2 separate regions of the Homo sapiens genome follow, and region 1 is linked to region 2. Evidence: chromatin loops called from intact Hi-C (ENCODE). Cell type or tissue: ascending aorta. All regions are shown on one strand. Links, peaks and the distances in the headings refer to the core of each region. The heading gives the core; the rest is flanking DNA.

What was found. Hi-C counts contacts between places; a loop is a spot of excess contacts. Peaks named below come from ENCODE experiments on the same cell type or tissue, not always from the same donor. Only the 100,000 strongest peaks of a DNase experiment are listed, where the experiment ranks them.
Region 1: it touches region 2 in a loop (5-fold over the local background); 3 of 110 quality-filtered maps call a loop at or near these places.

Annotation. Positions count from the first base shown.
Region 1 is chr5:147,897,601-147,905,284 of GRCh38, reverse strand. It overlaps C5orf46 (chromosome 5 open reading frame 46), which reads left to right. Exons shown (of 4, transcript NM_206966.3): 2 at 3,512-3,656. Among named protein-coding and RNA genes, the nearest start is that of C5orf46, 5.1 kb to the left of the region's middle. In ascending aorta, for the core only: no CTCF peak of the experiment used is centred there; DNase peaks (open chromatin) are centred at 3,211 and 3,554; H3K27ac peaks cover 2,500 bases.
Region 2 is chr5:148,959,172-148,971,291 of GRCh38, reverse strand. No RefSeq gene overlaps it. Among named protein-coding and RNA genes, the nearest start is that of MIR584, 97 kb to the left of the region's middle. RefSeq lists an enhancer at 645-1,226. In ascending aorta, for the core only: no CTCF peak of the experiment used is centred there; DNase peaks (open chromatin) are centred at 4,796, 5,271 and 5,731; H3K27ac peaks cover 2,047 bases.

The sequences.
Region 1 (7,684 bases), core at 2,610-5,109, 1.1 Mb after region 2:
TATGCTTTTTAATTACTTTGTAAACTATTAAAACTCTACAAATATCAGCAATACTGTTTATTAAGAACATTATATTCACATTCACTAAGAAACTCAACAAAGTAGTTACTGTAAATAAAGGCTATCCCATATAATACTTGAAAAAAGAAAATATTAAACTATTGACTTTGAAGATTGTTTCTAGGATATCAATCGTTTAATATTTTAATAGCATTTTTAAAATTTATATTATCTTCTAAAGCACTAGAGGAGAAAGTGAATTATAAATCATTTTGCTGCTATTATTATTAATAGTAACAATAAAACAGATAACATTTATTTATTCATTCTTTCATTTATTATTTATTTATATAAGGTAAGTTTATCTTGGGATTGGTACTACGATAAGTGGTATATATATGATATATGTATGTATATATAATATAGATATATGTATGTGTGTGTATATATATATAGATATATAATATATAAAATATCTTTCAATCCTGACAACATATGAGGAAACTGAGAGATGCAAAGTTAAGCACTGTGTGCAAGTTTACATGGCTAATTTTTTGTTAAAGGCAGGAATCAGACAGATCTATAAAACTCCAGAGCATGCAATCCATCACACTTTAATACCTCTCAATATATATGGGGTTCACAAGCTAAGGCCAAGATTTTGATTTCCGCCCACTCCAATCCCAGGCTTCTTGCATCTTGAAAAGCCAGGTTTTAGTGTCATATTAAAATAACAAGTCAATAGAATTTATTATGCAAGTAGCCAGATAGAAACACAGGAGAAAAAATCTCATCTTTCATGCAAGAAATTACTGCTTTGCATTTGGCAAATGTCTTTACAGAACAATTGTTTGGAGGTTGTATTATACAATGTGAATAATGTGCTTTGTGGAGTTAAAAAAAATTAGGTTCAAACCCTGGGTCAGCCACTTTCTAGATGAGTGATTTCAGGTGAGTCATTTAATTTTCCTGAGCATCTGTCTTCTCTGCTGTAACTGTGATACCACTGCTGAGCTAAATGACGATTAAGGCATGTGCTGAAAGCACTGATGGAGTACCTGCACGATAGGCACCTTACACATGAGTTCCGCTTCCGCCTCCTTCCCACAATAAAAACAAACCAATCCTTCTGAGTACCTGGGTTGCCCAGCACTTTATGTGAAGGTCATATCTACAGTTGTCTTTTTTTTTTTTTACCTTGACTCTTAGCATAACTATGCACATAATAGTAGGCTCAGGCCAGGCAGGATGGCTCACACCTGTGACCCCAGCACTTCAGGAGGCCGACGTGGGCAGATCACTCAAGCCCAGGAGTTCGAGACCAGCCTGGGCAATATGGCGAAACCCCGTCTCTACACAAAATACAAGAATTAGCCAGCTGTGGTGGCATATGCCTGTCGTCCCTGCTACTCAGGAGGCTGAGGTGGGAGGATGTCTTGAGCCCAGGACGTTGAGCCTGCAGTGAGCTGTAATCACTTCACTGCCCTTCAGCCTGGACGAGAGAGTGAAGCCCTGTTTCAAAAATAAAACATTAAAAAAGTAGGCCCAAAAATACTTTTTGAATGAAGGAACCAATCATTGGATATATGAATAGGTGATGATTAGTATATTGATTTTGGTTATATGTCCCAAACTGGTGCTTCTATCAAATCTTTAGTTGTGTCATAGTAAACAATAAATGCTCATAGAATTGCCTGCCAATCTTTTTTACTAATAGTTTCCATTTTAGGATATAATATAGATGTAAAGTTTCTGACATAATTTGGCAGCCTCCACACAAAAGGTAGTTACATCTCCTTTATCCAAAGTCAGGGGTACATTGTCTAGAAGTTGGGACTTCTTGAGTTAAAACTTGTGCTGAGGTTGCTAGATAAACTACGAGAAACACAGTTAGATTTGGATTTCTGATATGCAATGAATAATCTTTCAGCATCAGGGTGTCCTAATTATTGCATGGATCTTTTTTATAGTACCAGAAAAGCATTTGTTGTTTATCTGAAATTTAAATTTAACTAGGCATCCTGTATTTTTATGTACCCAGTCTGGTAACATTACTTGTCAGGGTACAATACAATTAAAAAATAAAGGTCCCACTTTATCCTGTGACCAGGGCTCAGAGGGGCGACCACATGTAGCTACTGTCACTCTTCCATCTCTTCTCATCTCCTGGGAATAAAGACAATCAAGCAAAGTCAAAAAGCCCCCAAGGGACCTTGAATATAATCAACCTCACTCTGGATCCTTGGCCCTCATTCCAATGGGCCCTTAAGAATCTAGTGTTAAGAGGCCTGCAGTTATCATCTTAGCATTTTTCTTACTGTCTATGAGGTCTTCTGTAAGCCTCTTAATCCTTTCACTTTTCAGTTCAGTGAGCTAAAAAATGCATACTCTGTAAGATTGCTCAGGGGATAAAATTACACAACATTTGTAAAATCACTATTTATGAAACTACTAGGTGATATGCAAGGGATAGAATTGCTTTGTCATCATTATTGTTATACTATTTTGAATCTTCTAAAAGAAGTGCAAATTGCATAACTTTTCCATCAAAGACTGTGCAGCTCATCATAGAGTACTTTAGAATCCAAATTTTAATGCCAAACTGACATGGGTTTGAATTGTATTTCTGCCACTTACTAACTATGTGACTTTCAACCAGTTTCTAAACATCTCTCAAATTATATTACTTTACCTTTAAATTGGGATAATTGTTCCTACCTTGTAGAATTGCTATGAGGATAAAATAAGACAATCCATGTAGATCGTCATAGGCATGTATTCAACAAATGTTACCCATTGATATTTCATTTTTATTTATTTATTTTATTTCTCAGAGACAGGGTCTCACTTTGTCACCCAGGCTTGGAGTGCAGTGGAACGATCATGGCTCACTACAGCCCCTATCTTCTGGGCTCAAGAGATCCTCCTGCCTCAGCCTCCCAAGTAGCTGGGATTACAGGTGTGCACCATCACACCTGGCTACTTTTTACTTTTTGTAGAGATGGAAGTCTCACTATGTTACCCAGGCTGGTCTCAAACTTCTGGCCTCAAGCAATTCTCCCATCTCACCCTCCCAAAGTGCTGGGATTACAGGCATGAGCCACCTCACCCAGTTGATAATTTATCTTTAATATTATTATTACCATGGGCATGGAGATCATATGGAAAAACAGACATTCTGTATGTCAGTCCTGGCACTGGCACTTACTGGCTGCTTAACTCTGAGATAAGTACTTAGCTTCTGGGAACTTTGGTTTTCTCACTCACCAGGCGGTGCCAGTGTCTACCTAAGTATCAATATCAGTCGGTCTATTTGTTTGTTTTTACAAATAAATGAGACAATGCATGTGAAGATTTTATCCAGACAGGCATTAAATGTTCGATGAATATAACCATATAAGGCTATGAAATTTGTGAGTGGGTCAGAAAGAATCCCAAGCGTTCCCCACACAGAAAGAATGATTCCTTCTTTGTTGCTGAGAATCACCTCTGAGATTCTGTTGTTTTTCAGACGACAAACCAGACAAGCCAGACGACAAGCCAGACGACTCGGGCAAAGACCCAAAGCCAGACTTCCCCAAATTCCTAAGCCTCCTGGGCACAGAGATCATTGAGAATGCAGTCGAGTTCATCCTCCGCTCCATGTCCAGGAGCACGTAAGCACTGAGAAAAACGTTGCTTTTTGTCCAATTCTCTGTTGATAATGACCACACAATGACCTCATGGCATTAAAATACATGAGAAACAAAATTTGTGGCATAAGTAAATGTGTTATTTTTCATTGAAAAATGTTGCCCTACTTAAAATATATTTTGCATCTGAATCAACTGCCCTGAGCTTTTTGGGGGAAAGGACATTCCCATCAAGTGGTTCCATACAGGATTTTTTTTTTTTTTTCTTTTTAATCTCAGGAGCAAATAGGGAGGAGGAAGAACACTAGACTAAGGAACAAAAAGCCAAGTTCTGATCCTAACTCAGTTGCTATTTTACTAGGTGGTCTTGAACAAGGCCCTCCCACTCTGAAGGCCTCTATTTGCTCATATTTTAACTGTGAAGTTAAAATAATAGATGGCCCGCCCCTTGTAAGCACTGTGATTACGTGATGAAGGTAAGAGGTAGTGATATGTTCGTTAGTGATGGGTGTGAGGAGTCCTGCCTATATTTTCTAGCTTGAGTAGCTCAAGAAGGTTAGCAGAGACAGTAGATAACCTCTCTTTAAAGACAATCTAGAGAACCTCTCAACATGAGTGTTGGTTTTCATCATGAGAGACTGCCTTCGGGCAGATCACCAATCCCAGAGTCTTCCCAATGTTCTCAGCCTGCTTCCAAGCCTGTGTCTAATTCCCAATACATATTATTTTTGCCTACATAGTTTTGATTTGACACTACTACACTGTATGCTTTATTCTCCCCATATTAATCTCCCAAATTTCAGTTCTCCAAGATGAAATTCACTCTTCCAAATTTCCAGGTGCTTTCAATTTCCACTGCTCTAAGCCTCTGCTCTCTAATTTTCTCCCATATAGATCCTTAAGCAGAGTTTGACTAGGTGTGGTATACCCACCTGATACAGAATCCCTTGGGGGAATTTATTTTTAAAAATGCAGATTTCTGCATCCCATTTTGCATCTTTCTGGGGACAAGGCCATGGATATGGTTTTCAACAAGCTTTTCAGGTAATTCTGATATACAGAAATTTTCAAAAGCCATGCCTTGATCAGATGTTCTGGGTTGCATGGATGGGCCTTAAAGATCCACAAAACCTTTACATTTTTATTAATATTTTGTGTCAGTGTGATTTATTTATTTATTTATTTTTGCATTTTCCCGGGGAAAGTGTTCATGACTTCTATTAGATTTTCAAAGGGGTCTTTAACCAATAGCAGATTAAGAACCACTTCCATGTAGGAGTAATCAGGGGTTTTGTAATCTCTGATCTGCTTAAAGGGATAGATTGTCATCTGATTGGGCAGTGTTCTACAGGCAATCCTTCTCCACAAATTGTTAAAACTCACAGGTGCTTTTTTTTAATTGTTACATTTCCTACTGTGGTTGCTTTTGCAACTGTTATTTTTCCAAGACTGTTAATGTAAACAAGAAGGAAAGTCATAGGCCGACAATAGGAGCACCACCCATTACATACAAACTAAAGATTAGACTCCAGTTGAATTAGTATTGTTACATCCACACAGCAAAACAAGGAGTTAGAACACTAAGAGTTCTTTTCATTCCTTCCCTAGGGAATTTTCCAAGTATAAAATAGGACATTTTTCTCTGTGTTAACCATAAGAGTCGACTCTCTGATATGCTAAAGAATTGCTGTCCGCTCTAGGCTCAGAAATGGCCCTTCATCTACTGGTTTCCCTTTCCCTCATTACATTCTGAGTAAATGACCTTCTTTCTGTTGCTAGAAATTATTACCATCTCAGGCTCTCTTCCCTTGCTCTCCCTCCTTACTAAAATACTCTCCTTTTCTAATGACTAGTTCTTGAGCTTACAGCTAATCTAAAAGTCACTTCCTCAGAAACTATTCTATGACCATTCTTGTTAATACTGTCTTCTTCCATTCCCACTGCCTGTTATTCTCTATCACTTTACCTTGTTACAGTGTCATAATATTTGTTACCATCCGAAATGACTTATTTATTTTTAATCAAGTAGCTAAGTGAAAGTAGAGACCAAATCACCTGACTGGTTGCAAGAGCACAGTACATGGCATATAGTGTCAGGCACTTGAATTAATTAATTAAGGAAAGATATCTTGCAGATCAGACCTAAAGCCCATCTACCTCAATTTGACTGAGAAATCCTGAAGGATCTTTGCTCAAAGACACAGCAATATCTGCTCAAGAGATAAATCTGCGGGTGGTAGAGCCAGGATCTAAAACATACCCATAACTCCCTGCTCAAGGGAAGACCATAAGCAAAATAGGGGGTGGAGGATAGGAGGAGACGTCAGAAAGTATTGCTAAGCACTTAACATGTACAAAGCAGGGACACGGATTGTGAAGGAATAGTCTAGGCTCTTAATCCCTTCTCCTCAAATAATTTGCAGTCCTTATGGTAAAATTACTTAAGCCAATGCACAATGCCATAAATAAAAATGAGTAGCAAGATAAATGTCAGCCAAAGATCACAGGCAGTTTCCAGCGAAAGGAGTTCTCAATGGGTCCAGTGTGCTTAGGGAAGTGTTTATGGCAAAAGCAAGATGTAATTTGGGCCTTGAATGACTAAACAATATTTGATTTGGAAGAGAGAATGAGAGGAATAACAATGATTCATAAAGGTGGGAATTTTACTTTATTTACTCCAATATGTCTGATGCCTAAGTGGTGTGTCAGATGCATAGTAAATGCTAGAGACATGCATTTGAAACAATGAATAGACTGGATTGTTCTCTCCACTTGCTTTTGGATCAGCTTGGAGCTACCTAGACTGCATTTTGCTCATCATTTTTCTGAAAAATATACATATTCTTAACTCCTCTCACCCTTTGAGAGCCCTTAATTCTAGGGAATATTTTCCCCTCTGGGTTCCATGATGTATTTTCCTGGTTCTCTCTCTACCACTAGCCATTCTTTCTCATTCTTTTTATTTGACTTTTCTTCATGCACCTGCCCTCCAAATGTCATTGTTCCTCAGAATTCCAAACGTGCTTGGTTCTTCACATTGCAGTTTACACATTGGGAACACTGCCTATAATCTAATGAGTTTCAAATTCACATTTCTGTTGCAATTTTTTCCTGAGCTCCAGATGGAATAACTGATTGCTTGCTACAAAATTCCATCGTTTTTCTACCACTATTTCAAATTCCACTGGTCTAAACCCAAGCCCATCATCTCACTCAAAACCTTCCTCCATATCTCATTAAGTCACATCATCATCCACCCAGAATCCAGAAATCTAAGGATCTTCTCAAATCCTTCCTGCTCATCATCACCTTCATCGAATTGCTGAATATTCTACCCTATATACCTTCCTCGGGTATATGTATATGCACCCTATATACATTTCTCTTCCTCAGCTCCACTGACTAGTTGGTCAAGTTGAGTCCTTTATCATCTCTTTCCCAAGTTCCTTTTATTGGATTTCTAATAAGTTTCACTTTTCTCTGTCTCTCTTTTTATTGGATTTCTAATAAGTTCCACCTTCTGTCTCATCAATTCATCTTCTACCTACTACCAGAACTTTATATCAAAAAAATTTAAATTTGGTCATATCACTGCCATGCTTGAAAGTTTTTCATGAATTTCCATTGCCTCCAAAATTCAAGCAAATGCATTAGGCTGATGTCAAATGTCCTTCTCTGATGCCAATGTATCTTTCAGTCACATTTCTCACCTCTGCAACCTGAAGCCCCAATGACTAATGAGTTTCATTTTAAAGCAGGTCATGTTTGTATAAACCCCCAATATCTGTGCGTGTGATTTTTCCCTCTGCTGAAAATGCCTAGCCCCAAAGCCAAAACCCCACTCTGTTCACTTGGCAAGTCTAATCATTTTCTAAAGCCCAATTCAAAAACAAACTCTGTAAAAAAGTCATAGACACTTAACATCAGAAATTTCAGTTTTTCATATTCAGGGATTTCATAATCCTTTGCAGAAATCTTCATAACAACTTTTATCCCCACATTGTATTAAATTACTTGTATCTGAGTTGTCTGTTTTCTCCACTAGACTGCAA
Region 2 (12,120 bases), core at 4,078-6,577:
ATGAATGCCCCAGTTTCAGTACAGAGCACACGCTGCTGGCTTCCAAGCTGTCTTAAATGTAAGCTCTGTGTGCACAGCAATTGTATGTGGCTTTTTGGCCACTGTATCCCAAATGTCCAGTTCAGTGGGTGGCATGTGGCTGGACTTCAATAAATGATTCTGAAGGAATAAATGCATGACTCAGGTGAAAATGAGATATGACATCCCTTTTATGTTTGGGAGCAAAAGAGAAGAAAAACCCTTATATTCCAGACCCTGTTGGGCCTGAAACAAGAGTGTGGCCTCAGCAAGTATAGGTAGGTGCGTGCGCATCCATACACATAGCAGAGGACTTGGGACAGTCCTTATGTTACCATTCACTGCTGTGTGACTCTGGCAAGGGCCTTAATCTCCCTGAGCTTCAATTTCCTCATCTGTTAAAACACACGCACATACATGCACACACACACACGTGCACACACACACACACACTTTGTGTTTTAAATGTTTACCCAAGTTGAATTTTTGTGATATCATTGAAATTTACAGAACATATCTAGTACTGTTTTATTTTAAAAAACAACTTGGCCTTTGACATCTTAGATTCTCTCTGGAAAAAGGCAATGTTTAACTAATAAATAAATGAGTACATACATAAATTCATATATTTCCCTTTTATTTTCATTTTCAGTTTTTCTTGTTTTCAAATCTCATTGGCTTTTGGCTTGGAGTATTTTTAAATTGACTGGCTGTTTGGTTCAAATGATGTTTAAACAAGCTTTGGCGCGAGCTGCAGACCTGTTGTGCTTGCTGGGTTGAAGTTGGGTGTGCCAGCAAACTGCCTTGGCTAAATGACAGTTTAAATACAGCCAAACAGTTGGTCCTGCTGGGAGATTCATTGGTGGGAAGATTCCACAGAAACAATGCCCTGGCTCAGACATTCCTGCCCCTGCAGGGGGATCTGAGGGACCAGGTGGTCTCCTCAGGTCCAGGAGAGATTGCCAGACTCAGGGGGAGCCATCACTGACCTTCATTCAGGTGAATCTGTGTTCTCTTTCCTTCTTCCCCTGGGGCCCTAGTTGGCTCTGATTTCCAGCAGTAGTTTGAAGCTGCTGCCTCTGAAACTGGAGATGGTGAAACACAGGCAGAGACTGGACTTTCTCATCAGCCTCACTTCATATTTCAGGTGAAGGCTTGTCTTTGGATAGAGGCAGGAGAAGGGGTTTGAGACCATCTTTCAGACAAGGTCATCCCTGCTTCCTCCCTCCAACTCCAGCCATTTGGTTGAATTTATTAGCCTTTTCTGAGGGCAAAAGACAAACAAAAAAAGCAAAAAGGAAAACAGAATTCTGTGCAATGCAATGAAAAACCTCCCAGTGATTCAAACAGCATGAATAGTTATTACAGAAAGAGGAAAGTAACAGGGCCATTGTGATGATGAATTGAGACAATGTGGGTAAAGCATTGGAAGCTGTGTCCCACCTGTAGGAGACAGTCCATAAACTATAGCTATTATTATTTAACCCCTCACATGGCAACTGGCTTCTAGTGGGTCTTAGTGTATGTTTGTTGATGAGCTCATGTTAGGATTGGCTGCCTTAGCGGGAGGGAGCTAGAGGAGTCCAGGCTGAAGATGAGCGTTGTTGAGCTATGATATTGATACTCCCATCTAACATCAGAATAGAGATGGAAATAAGCTCAGAGACAATGCTGTAGCTCTGCCCCCGTCAGGCCAGCTGATGTCCTTCAGGGCAGGGTGGCATTGACTTGCTAGACAGCAGCTGACTGACTTTCCATTGGCCCTCCCTTTTCTGCACAATTGATTTTGAACTTAGGATATGCCTCAGGCTAAGCAAACATGGCTTCAGACCCCAGATATTTGCAGCAGCCCTTTAATAGGGCCATAGTTGGAAATGTGAAGCAAGAGACTGTCCCCCTATTTGGCACGCATTTTTAGAGTTTTTGAGGTTTGGCATGAGCATCCAAGGAGGCTCCTCCTGACCTAGTGGAATATTAAGACAAAATATTAGGTCTCTGAGGCTGTGTTGCCTTTATTTTCTCTCCTGACCTAAGAGTGTGTGTGAAGCTAAACTGCCAGAACCCAACACTTCACTCAGTCTAATGAACCTGGAGGGGGACACTACTTAGGTTACTGGAATAGGGAATGTATTCCCTATTCCAATCAAAAAAGACCCCCTCCGTTGGGACTCAGAAAAAGACTTTCCTTCCCTTATGATATTGTAATAGGGAAGTGAATACATTCCCTATACCAATATCCTAAAGGAGGATATTGGAATCCTAAGGGAGGATGAGGGAAGGAGAGTCTTTTTCTGAGTCCCAGTGGAGGGAGCCTTTTTCTGAGCCAGGTTTGGTCCAATATATTTACTGTTGGACTCTCAGTGGCATGGGCCATCCACATGATGAATAAAATCTCTTAAAGTTCTCCAAGCAAATGGCCTCTGCATTCAGGGTAACTTAGGCGACATGATTACAAAGGGGAAGGAGTCTCAGTTAGTGGCAATTGCTTCAACAGGTGTGCTCTAGAGGGGATCTAGCTCCATGCAGGAGCATGAGTTGTAAATGAAGGCACTCATGTTTATGGAGGCCCTTTTTTTGTGTCCCAAAGTATGCTAAGGCCGTGGTGTGGAGCATTTCTGTCTGTCCTCTGAGCAACACTGTGGCAGGTGCAGGATAGTAGATCTCTGTTGTTTATGCTCCCAGGCAGCCATTCTCACCTCCCCACAGCCCCTGGCTTTCCTTTGGGAGCCTCACCCTTAGTGTTTATGGTTTTGTTGGCATGGTAAACCAAGATGTTTTCCCCTCCCATTATGATGCCTGAAACTTTCTTCAAACCTCCCTGGGGAGACAAGGGAAAAGATTGGAATCTTTTGCCCAGGACTTGGAATCCTGAACCTATGTGTGAGAGCTGATGAAATGCTCAGGATGAATTGATTACAGCCCTGGTTCGTGGGCCAGTTTGCTGCAACTTCTGCTGCCTGCTTTGAGTTTGTTTTACACCTTATCTTCCTTATTGCGAGTTGTCCCATGTCCTCTAGTAAATTTCCTTTTAGGTAGAGTCCTTGAGTGGTCTCAAGTTCAGGTCTATCTGACTCAAAGCTGGTGAACTTAACCATTATGCAATATTGGAGCCTCTCTGCTTTCTCCCGGGCCTGAGGTTCTAAGAGGCTCTGATTCTGAGAGTCTGAGAATGCACAGCTCTAAAATGATATGATTAATTACTTTTCTATTCTTTTAGAGCTGGTCAGTGTTCACAACTGCAAATCTCCTTCCCGAATGAGCTGTCACTGCCTGAACTGTCAGCTGAGGGTGTGCGAGGGCTTTTAGACTTTGAGCTCAGCTGACAGAACACAACTCTCCCTGCAGGCTCCGTATTGTTTGGCCACTGCTAGCCTAGTCTGCTCACTTGTCCATAAGACTCATTGGGACTTACCAACCCCTAGGAGGTATCTACAAACCACATGGGAGAAATATGAATTTGAACAATGAAGTGAAGAAAACAGGAGCTTGGGCACTGCTTTAAGAGGTTTTGCCCTGTTGGCAATCCTCTGGAGATGCCCCCAAGGGTCTATGCACTAAGCAAGTGATGAGCAGGCCCTCATGACACCTCTGAGAAATGCTTCATTGTCTAAATTCAGAAGGAAAGATTAGAAATTTCCCCCCATATCACCACTGGGAAAATGGAAACAGACATTCATACTTAAGCATATAAAAAGTAATACTTCCTTGATGTTATTCTTCTATTCAACAAAGTAGATAACTTAAATTGTGGGAACAGACACACCTAATGTGAGACTCAATAAGTTACTTTTCATTATAAACAAAAATTTAGCCCAATACTTTCCAAATTGCCCTATGCCAAAAATATTGCTTACCTCAAGTTTATCCTATGGGCTTCTTCAGTAAGGGAGCTTGCCTTGCTCCATCTGCTCCTGGTCACAGTGGCTAACACAGAAATTTTAATTTTTTAGTGGTGGAATAAGTTTTTCAAACAATAGTTTCATGCAGGACTATGGTATACAAAACAGATCCGATGGAGCTGTTCTGCTGAAGTCACCTCTGATATGCAGCATCCCCCTTAACCCTCCTACCTGGGTCCCTGAAAAACCTGAAAAAAATCACAAGACTTGAGGAGCCATTAGAAAACTGCTGGCTCAGCACCCAATTTGAACAGAATAGGATTCAGTGGACATGGGGTGAACATCATTTGTGGTAGGAAGTTTGCATTGTTTTTTTCTCTCTCTCTTTCTTTCTCTCATCCCTCCCTTTCTCCACCCCCAATATATAGCTGAGGGAATCAAAAGAGTGGTTTTCAGTGATCTTCAGAGATGAGGTGAGAGGGAATCTTTGCGACCCAAATAGGTGGCACCTAGGTTGATGTCTTCACTAGCAAGTTATGGATGTGGGTGTAGGGCCCTTGGTAAGATGAGCAGACATCAAACTAGCTCCTTAAAAAAGGGGAGGCCTTGCACAGGATGGGCTGGAGCCTGATGCTGGTGGTCTCGGTGGAGCTGAGGGTCTGAAGGTGGAGCATGTCCAGAGACATCAGAAAAGGCAGGTCAGTGCAACCTTTGAAGTGGAGGACCTAGGCAAATAGGGCAGAAGGCAGGAAGGTATAGAGCTGAACCAAGTGAGAGAGAAGCTCAAGGCAAATACTGAGGATGCTGTAGATTTACAGGAACTGGAGGGAGAGGCAAAGAAGTCAGTGAACAGGTGAGAACACAGGCTGAAATACAGCCAAGGACAGAATGTCCCAAGCTGAGCTGTCTGCAGCCCGGGGCCTTTCAGTGGCGCCTGGGCTTCCGCAGGGCAGCGTTGGACACAGCTTAAGGGCCTTTGTACCAGGAGGAAATCTGGTTGAGAGTCCTTCTGCTTTGTGTCTGTCCTGTTTGTCATGCTTCTGGGGTTTTTTGGATCTCTCTAAAGAATATACTCATTATTGGAAGATTTGAATTTATGCTTGGGGCTGGGGAAGCCAGAAACCAATCCATTTGATGTCTGTGTGGTTTCATGGCTTGTTAAGTCCCTTTCATATGATCTCATTGCTTCTCTGAAGTATGTCAGGAGGGTCCGTATGATGAATATTACATGGCATCTGATGTCACAGGGCACTGATTATGCCAACACTGCTTATAGAAAGCAGAAGACTAGTGAGGCAGGGAGAGAATTACGGTCCAGACTTGGAGTAGCTGTGCACGTGCAGCTCATTGCAGTCATGCATGCGAATGGTCTCCCACATGCCCGGCCACTGGGCAGGACGGCGGCAGTTATGCATTCCATTAGCAATAGGTCAGACTGGCGTTGGGCTAAGTTTCCTGGATCATGCCACTCAAATGTGTCATGTGTACTCCGTTGTCATAGCACATTGCTCAGGAAGGGTGATCTGGGCCAGAGGACACACACTGGCTGCCGCTAAACTGTGCTGGCCCCCAGATTTTTTTTTTCAATTAGGTCTGCACCAGGTTTAAAATTTTGAATGCGTGCCAATATTTAAAAATGAGAAGATGCCCTTAATATTTGCATTTCTGGTTTTCCTAAAATACTGGAGGGTCTTATTACATTGGTTTTTGCAACTGCCTCCTTTCCATGAGTCATATGTTCTCCACATGTCACAGTCCCCACCCAGCCTGCTTTACTTCTTTACCTCTCCAGCCCCATGGGCACTAGAGTTTGAGTCCCTTGGCTTAGGTTGTTGTCTTACGTAACTTGTCATGTAGAACCAGGGTTGGCAAACTGCTGTCCGTGGGCCAAATGTGGCCCTCCACCTGTTTCTATAAATAAAGTTTTATGGCCGGGCATGGTGGCTCATGCCTGTAATCCCAGCACTTTGGGAGGCCGAGGCGGGTGGATCACGAGGTCAGGAGTTCGAGACTAGCCTGACCATCATGGTGAAACCCCATCTCTACTAAAAATACAAAAATCAGGGAGCGGTTGAGAAGTGGGGTGACAAACAGGGGAAAGTGGGAAGGGAGCATGCCTGTAGTCCCAGCTACTCGGGAGGCTGAGGCAGGAGAATCGCTTGAACCCGGGAGATGGAGGTTGCAGTGAGCTGAGATCATGCCACTGCACTCCGGCCTGGGTGACAGAGTGAGACTCCTTCTCAAAAGTAAAAAGTGAAAAATTAAAAAAATAAAGTTTTACTGGAATGCAGCCACACTCATTTGTTGACACATTGTCATTGCCTATACTACCCAGAGTAGAGTAGTTGTGGCAGGGGCCATATTGCCTGAAAATTCTACAGTATTTATTATGTGGCCCTTTAGAGAAAATGTTTGCCGAGCTCAGATCTAGACTATGGGCAGAGGGCTGACTTTTCACTACAGAATGGCCCACAAGGTATTTTCTAAATAAAGGTTTTCTGCTTTCAGAGGAATCCTTTTTTTTTTTTTTTTGAGACAGAGTCTGGCTCTTTCGCCCAGGCCAGACTGCAGTGGCACTATCTCGGCTCACTGCAAGCTCTGCCTCCCGGGTTCACACCCTTCTCCTGCCTCAGCCTCCCAAGTAGCTGGGACTACAGGCGCCCGCCACAGCACCCAGCTAATTTTTTGTATTTTTAGTAGAGACGGGGTTTCACCGTGTTAGCCAGGATGGTCTCGATCTCCTGACCTTGTGATCCGCCCGCCTCGGCCTCCCAAAGTGCTGGGATTACAGGCGTGAGCCACTGCACCTGGCCAGAGGAATCCTATCACTGTTCTTAAACTAATTTCATTACTTTCCCTCCAGGCTTTATTTATAATCCACCAAAATGAGAGGGGAAGTTGGTGGTCTATTGTTTTCCAGGCCTGGGTTATTATGAGGCCATACAACGTCAGTTTTAGTGTCAGGGCAGTCGGTTTCCTTTTATTTTTCCCTTGCCTGCCATATCCATGGGGAAAGAACAGGACAACCTAGAATTATTGGCATCCTGCATTTCTATTTTTGTTTGTTTGAGACGGAGTCTTTCTCTGTCACCCAGGCTGGAGTGCAATGGTGCGATCTCGGCTCATTGCAACCTCCACCTCCCAGGTTCAAGCAATTCTCCTACCTCAGCCTCCCAAGTAACTGGGATTACAGGTGCATGCCGCCACGCCCAGCTAATTTTTGTGTATTTTAGTAGAGATGGGGCATCCTGCATTTCTATAGACTCTACCTCTAACCCACAGGGAGAAGCATTGCTATTGATATGATTATTTCTGAGAACAATGTCTTACATAGGTACAGTGGAAGTGGTTAACTCTTTCACAGTGTTCCTGCACTTTTCCCCACATTTCCTTCTCAAGACTATCTTGCAAGGCTTGCTGATTGCCTATTCAACTACTCTTCTTCCTCCCATCTTCTTTGCTGTGGAGCCCAGCTCTATATTGTGACAGAAATGCCAGGATATTGCTTTGCTAGCCTTCTACAGGGCCTGGAGGTGGTCACATGACCCTGTTCTGGCTAATGACAGAAAAAGGAAGTCTTCAGAGAGGCTTCTAGGAAATAGTTTCTCTTTCATAAGACAGCAATAGTGCAAGAGAGATTCCCTATTCCTTACTTTCTGTTTCTAGATGTAGCTTTGTGACATTTGGATGTGATACTTGGCTTTGTGGTAATGGGATGTGATATTTGGAGCTGTGGCAGCCATCTTGGGCCAGGATGGGAAATGACTTGTGGAAGACAGTCAAAGGGAGGGTGAGAGATAAGAAGATCCTGAGCTCCTGGGACATCCCTGAGCCTGGAACCATCTCCATTTGGACGATTCTCATTATACTAATGAGAAACTAATACTAATAAAAACTTTCTGTTAAAACCACTTAGGATCAGATATTCCGTTACTTTGCAGCCAAAAGCATCTTAATTCAAACAGTTGGGTACTATAACCTCTAGTTTACATAATTTTTAAACATTTAGCAAAAATGCATATAGTTCTTACTGTGTGTTAGGTACTGTCCTGAGGGCATTCTGTGTATTAACTCATTTAGTTTTCATAATGATACTATGAGACAGGTATTATTATGCCCATTTTACAGAAGAGGAAGCTAACGCCCAGTATGCTAAATACTGTATGAAGTCACACACCTGGTAAGAGACAGAGCTAGGGTTTCATCCTAGGTTGTCTGGCTTCAGAGGCTACAGGCTTAATTGTTATCCTGTGCTCCCTCTCTAGTAGATAGGAAATGGTTTGCCCCAGGTCACATGACACAGGTATTCTTCCAGCACCTGGTGCCACCCTTCACCTGGAGCAGACACTGGAACAGTCTGTAGACCCACCCATCCATCTCCTCACCAGTGTGCTCTCCACTGCTGTCTTTCTTCATCATCCTTAAGCTCGTTATAGTCCTGGATTTTAGTGGGTGCTAAAGCCAAGGACTAGATTTGAAGCCTCTTTTCTGCCCACCTGCTGCTCTTTCTTCCTCCCTCCTAGCTGCAGACATCAAACTGTTGCTGGCCAGGTAAGCACAGGAGGAGGATACAGGAGGGCAGGTCCCTTGTGCTGTGCATCCCACTGAGGGGATATTGTGTGGTGGCGGTGTGCACTGGGTTTGGAGTCAGATGAAGTTAAGTTCTGCAACTTCTAGCTGTGTTAACATAGGAAAATCCCTTCTCCTCTCTGAACCTCAGTGTCCTCTTCTGTACAATGGGATAATAATGACCTAACCAATAATGTTCTTTGAATGTTAGATGAGGCATACCATATAAAATGTTTAACGAAGAATCTGACACCCAGAAATCACCCAGTAAGTGAAAGATACTGTTACGAGTGGTATTACTTTTTCAATTCTCATTACCACTATGTTTGAAGTCGTTTGTGAGCTAAAATGTCTGGAGACCGCCTGCTCTGTATGAAGTGGAGGAAATCTTGGGGCATCTAGGAGGGAGGGAGAGGTGCTGATCTAGGAGTCAGAATAGCAGGATCTTAGCTCAGCTGTGAGATCTCAGTGGCTGTAAAGGGTGTGTGTTGCCTGAGATGATCCCCAAGTGCCTTTCCCAGCTGGAACAGACCACATTGTGATATGCACCAAACAGATGGCCTGCATTCTCTGTAGGAGCCTGCACAGCCCAGGTGCAGCTACCATCATTGAGGGCCCTGATTCGGTTGTTTCTCCAAAATTGGCCAAAGCTGCTAGCAGGTTTCTGTCCCATTAGCCACCAGCATGACCAGTGCCTGGTGTCTGGCATGAGGTGAATGGTTAATAAGCCTGAGTTGGATGAATGAATGAACTCCAGTATGTGAGGGAGTGGTGCCTGTGACCCCTAAAGGTGGAGCAGGTTTGGTTTCTTTTAGTATAAATATTTAGAATATGACCATGATTGCAGTTTTTGGCAAGAGTGAATCACTTACTCATGGTCATGGCCTTGAACCTAACCAAACCGCCAGCCAGCACCAGAATAAACTGCACAGAATCGCTGGCCTCAGCCAAAAGGAAATTGACTTTCTATTGACCCATGAGACAGGTCCGGTTTTTTTTTTTCTTTTAAATTTTTTACAAACAGTACAATGTCTAGTAAATCTGACCAAACCAGATACCTCTATTTATTTTTTTCTAAAACCTTGAACTGGAACAAAATTAGACCCCACATAATCCTTATTTATAATATTACTCAATGTGTGCAAATAGTAATGATGTTAACTAACATTCATAGGGCAATGCTATGTGTATTATCTCATGTATTCCTCAAACACACCTATGAAGTAGGTGCTATTTTAATTCCTATTTTACAAGCAAGGAAAAGTTGACAGCTAAATAACTTTTGCCAAGGTCACGCGGCCATTAGAAGGCAAAGTGAGCATTTTAATCATTTGAATCCAGGTCCACTTGATTCCCAAGCTGGTGCTCTCAGCTCTCTGGCTCTCCTGTGTTCTCAGCATCAGCGACAGCTGCAGTTTATTGGGCATACATTGTGAGGCAGTCACAGGGCTGAGCATTCTTCACACATGAGCTTGGTCAATCCCTCCACAGTACTATCAGGAGTGCACCATTGTTAGCTCCATTTTAGCGATGAGGAAACAGGGATTTCATGAGATTATTTAACCTGCCTGCCATCTGTGGATGGTGGTGTTAAGCGCTTCATGTAGAGTGATAGAGCTCAGCAAGCTCCAGGGCAACAAAGAATGGGGGACTTTTCCAGTGTCACACAGTGAATCAGTGGTTGAGCTGGAACAGAACTTCATTGAATACTTTTCATTCACTGCTAGGAGAATGTTGTAGTTAACAGTGGGAGGGGGACCTGCTATAAGGTCAATCTGGTGTGTCACTTGCTCTGGTGGCAGGAAAGAGTTTAGTGGATTAGAGCATATACTTTGGATCATACAGACCTGTGCTCAGGGCCACCATGGGAAAGAGCCTTCCTCTCCCTGAGCCTGTGTTTCTTCTTCTGTAGAATGGAACAATAACCATAGGCCTGCCTCTTGGGTTTGCTGGAGAAGAAAATGAGAGAACACACATTAAATGTCTGGCACAATGACTGCCATGCAGTTAATATGGAATAGCTGTTGTTGTTATGTTGTTAATTGAAATGATCCATGATCCAAAAGAGGCTTGGAAACACTGCACCATATGGAGAAGGCTTGAAATCCACTTCGCAATGACTGCCTTGTGATAGGAAGGAGATGTAAAGGCTGAAGAGTGTCTATAAGTGGTACGCAGGCACTTGGGACACACAAACACATACACACATACATGCTCCTGAAACCTGCACGCACATGTACTTGTGGCATATGTACACTCATACACACGTGCACACACATGTACACACAATATACTTGTACACACATGCTCACATACATGCACCTGCATATGCTCTCACATGGACATACACATATGGACAATATACTCGTGGCATCTATGTTTTCATACATGCATCTGCAACCCACACACACATGCACTTGTAACATACACATGCACAAACAACATACTTGTGGCATACAGATGCTCTTACACATGCACACACATGCATGGACACATGCGTCACACACAATACACTTGTAGCATACACATGCTCACATGCATATGCACACACATACATGCACACACATATACCTGTGCACACACACATTGCATCTGCACACACTCTCTCCCTTCCTTAGCCTGGTGAACACCTACACATCCTTTAGCTCTCAGGCCAAAGGTCACAGCTTTAGGGCAGCCACTTTGACTCAGGCCAGGACACTCAGGCTGAGCTATCTTGGCACCTAGCACCTCCACCTCTCATCCAAACTGTCCTCTCTCAGCCCATAGGTACTTCAGTCCCAGGCTCTGTTGCCATCACTCTAGGGAGCTTCAGGGTGCTCAGGGATCCTCCTCAGCTTGCATCTCATTGCATGTCATTGAATAATTGTAATAAGTTGCTTAATTCTACAATTCCTGCTAGAAGGCCACTTCTGTGAAAGGCAGGGATAAAGCTGACTCTTCTCCACAGATCAGAATCATTTGATGCAGACTGGCACATAGTATGTCTTCAATACCTAGATGCCATTGATTGAACAGAACCACCAGGATCTCATTTGCATGCAAGCTGAAGAATAAGCTTGTTCATATTGGGGTTACCCTGCACAAGATGTCTCCTATGGGGTTTTTAGCCACGGGGTCTCTAATGATTTGGAGCCTCACTCAGAGGAAGCCAAGCCTCAGAATGCTGTATAAATTGGTAAAAAAAAAAAAAAATCTAACTTTGAAATGCATTCCTAGTCACCAGGAAAACACGTTTTGGGGGGAGAGAATGTCTAACAAGCCTGAAATGTAGACAACTCCTTATTGCTTCTGACTGCACTTTCTCCTGGGAAGTTAGGGGACACCAGCAGTTGCCATGAGTAGGACTGACCAGTCACTGTCTGGGCTGAGGCAGACTGCTTTCTTTATTTTACAGCAGTAGGGAACCCCTTGTTAGACATAATGAAGGCAGAGGTTGATGGGCAGATGGAGATGAGAAACACAATGCCTGGTGGTAAAAAGCAGGTGGCTCAGCTTAGAGTCATTTATTTTAATTCATTCATTTATTTAAGAAATAGTTCTGGGCACTTTCTAAGTGCCAGGCACCGTGTTAGCTGCTTGGGACATAGGAGAAAATGGGATAGACGTAGTCCTTGACCTGGGGGTGCTCAAGTTTAGCTGGGGAGGTGGACAAGGAAATAGGAAACCAATATGCAGTGTGATCAGTGCTCCA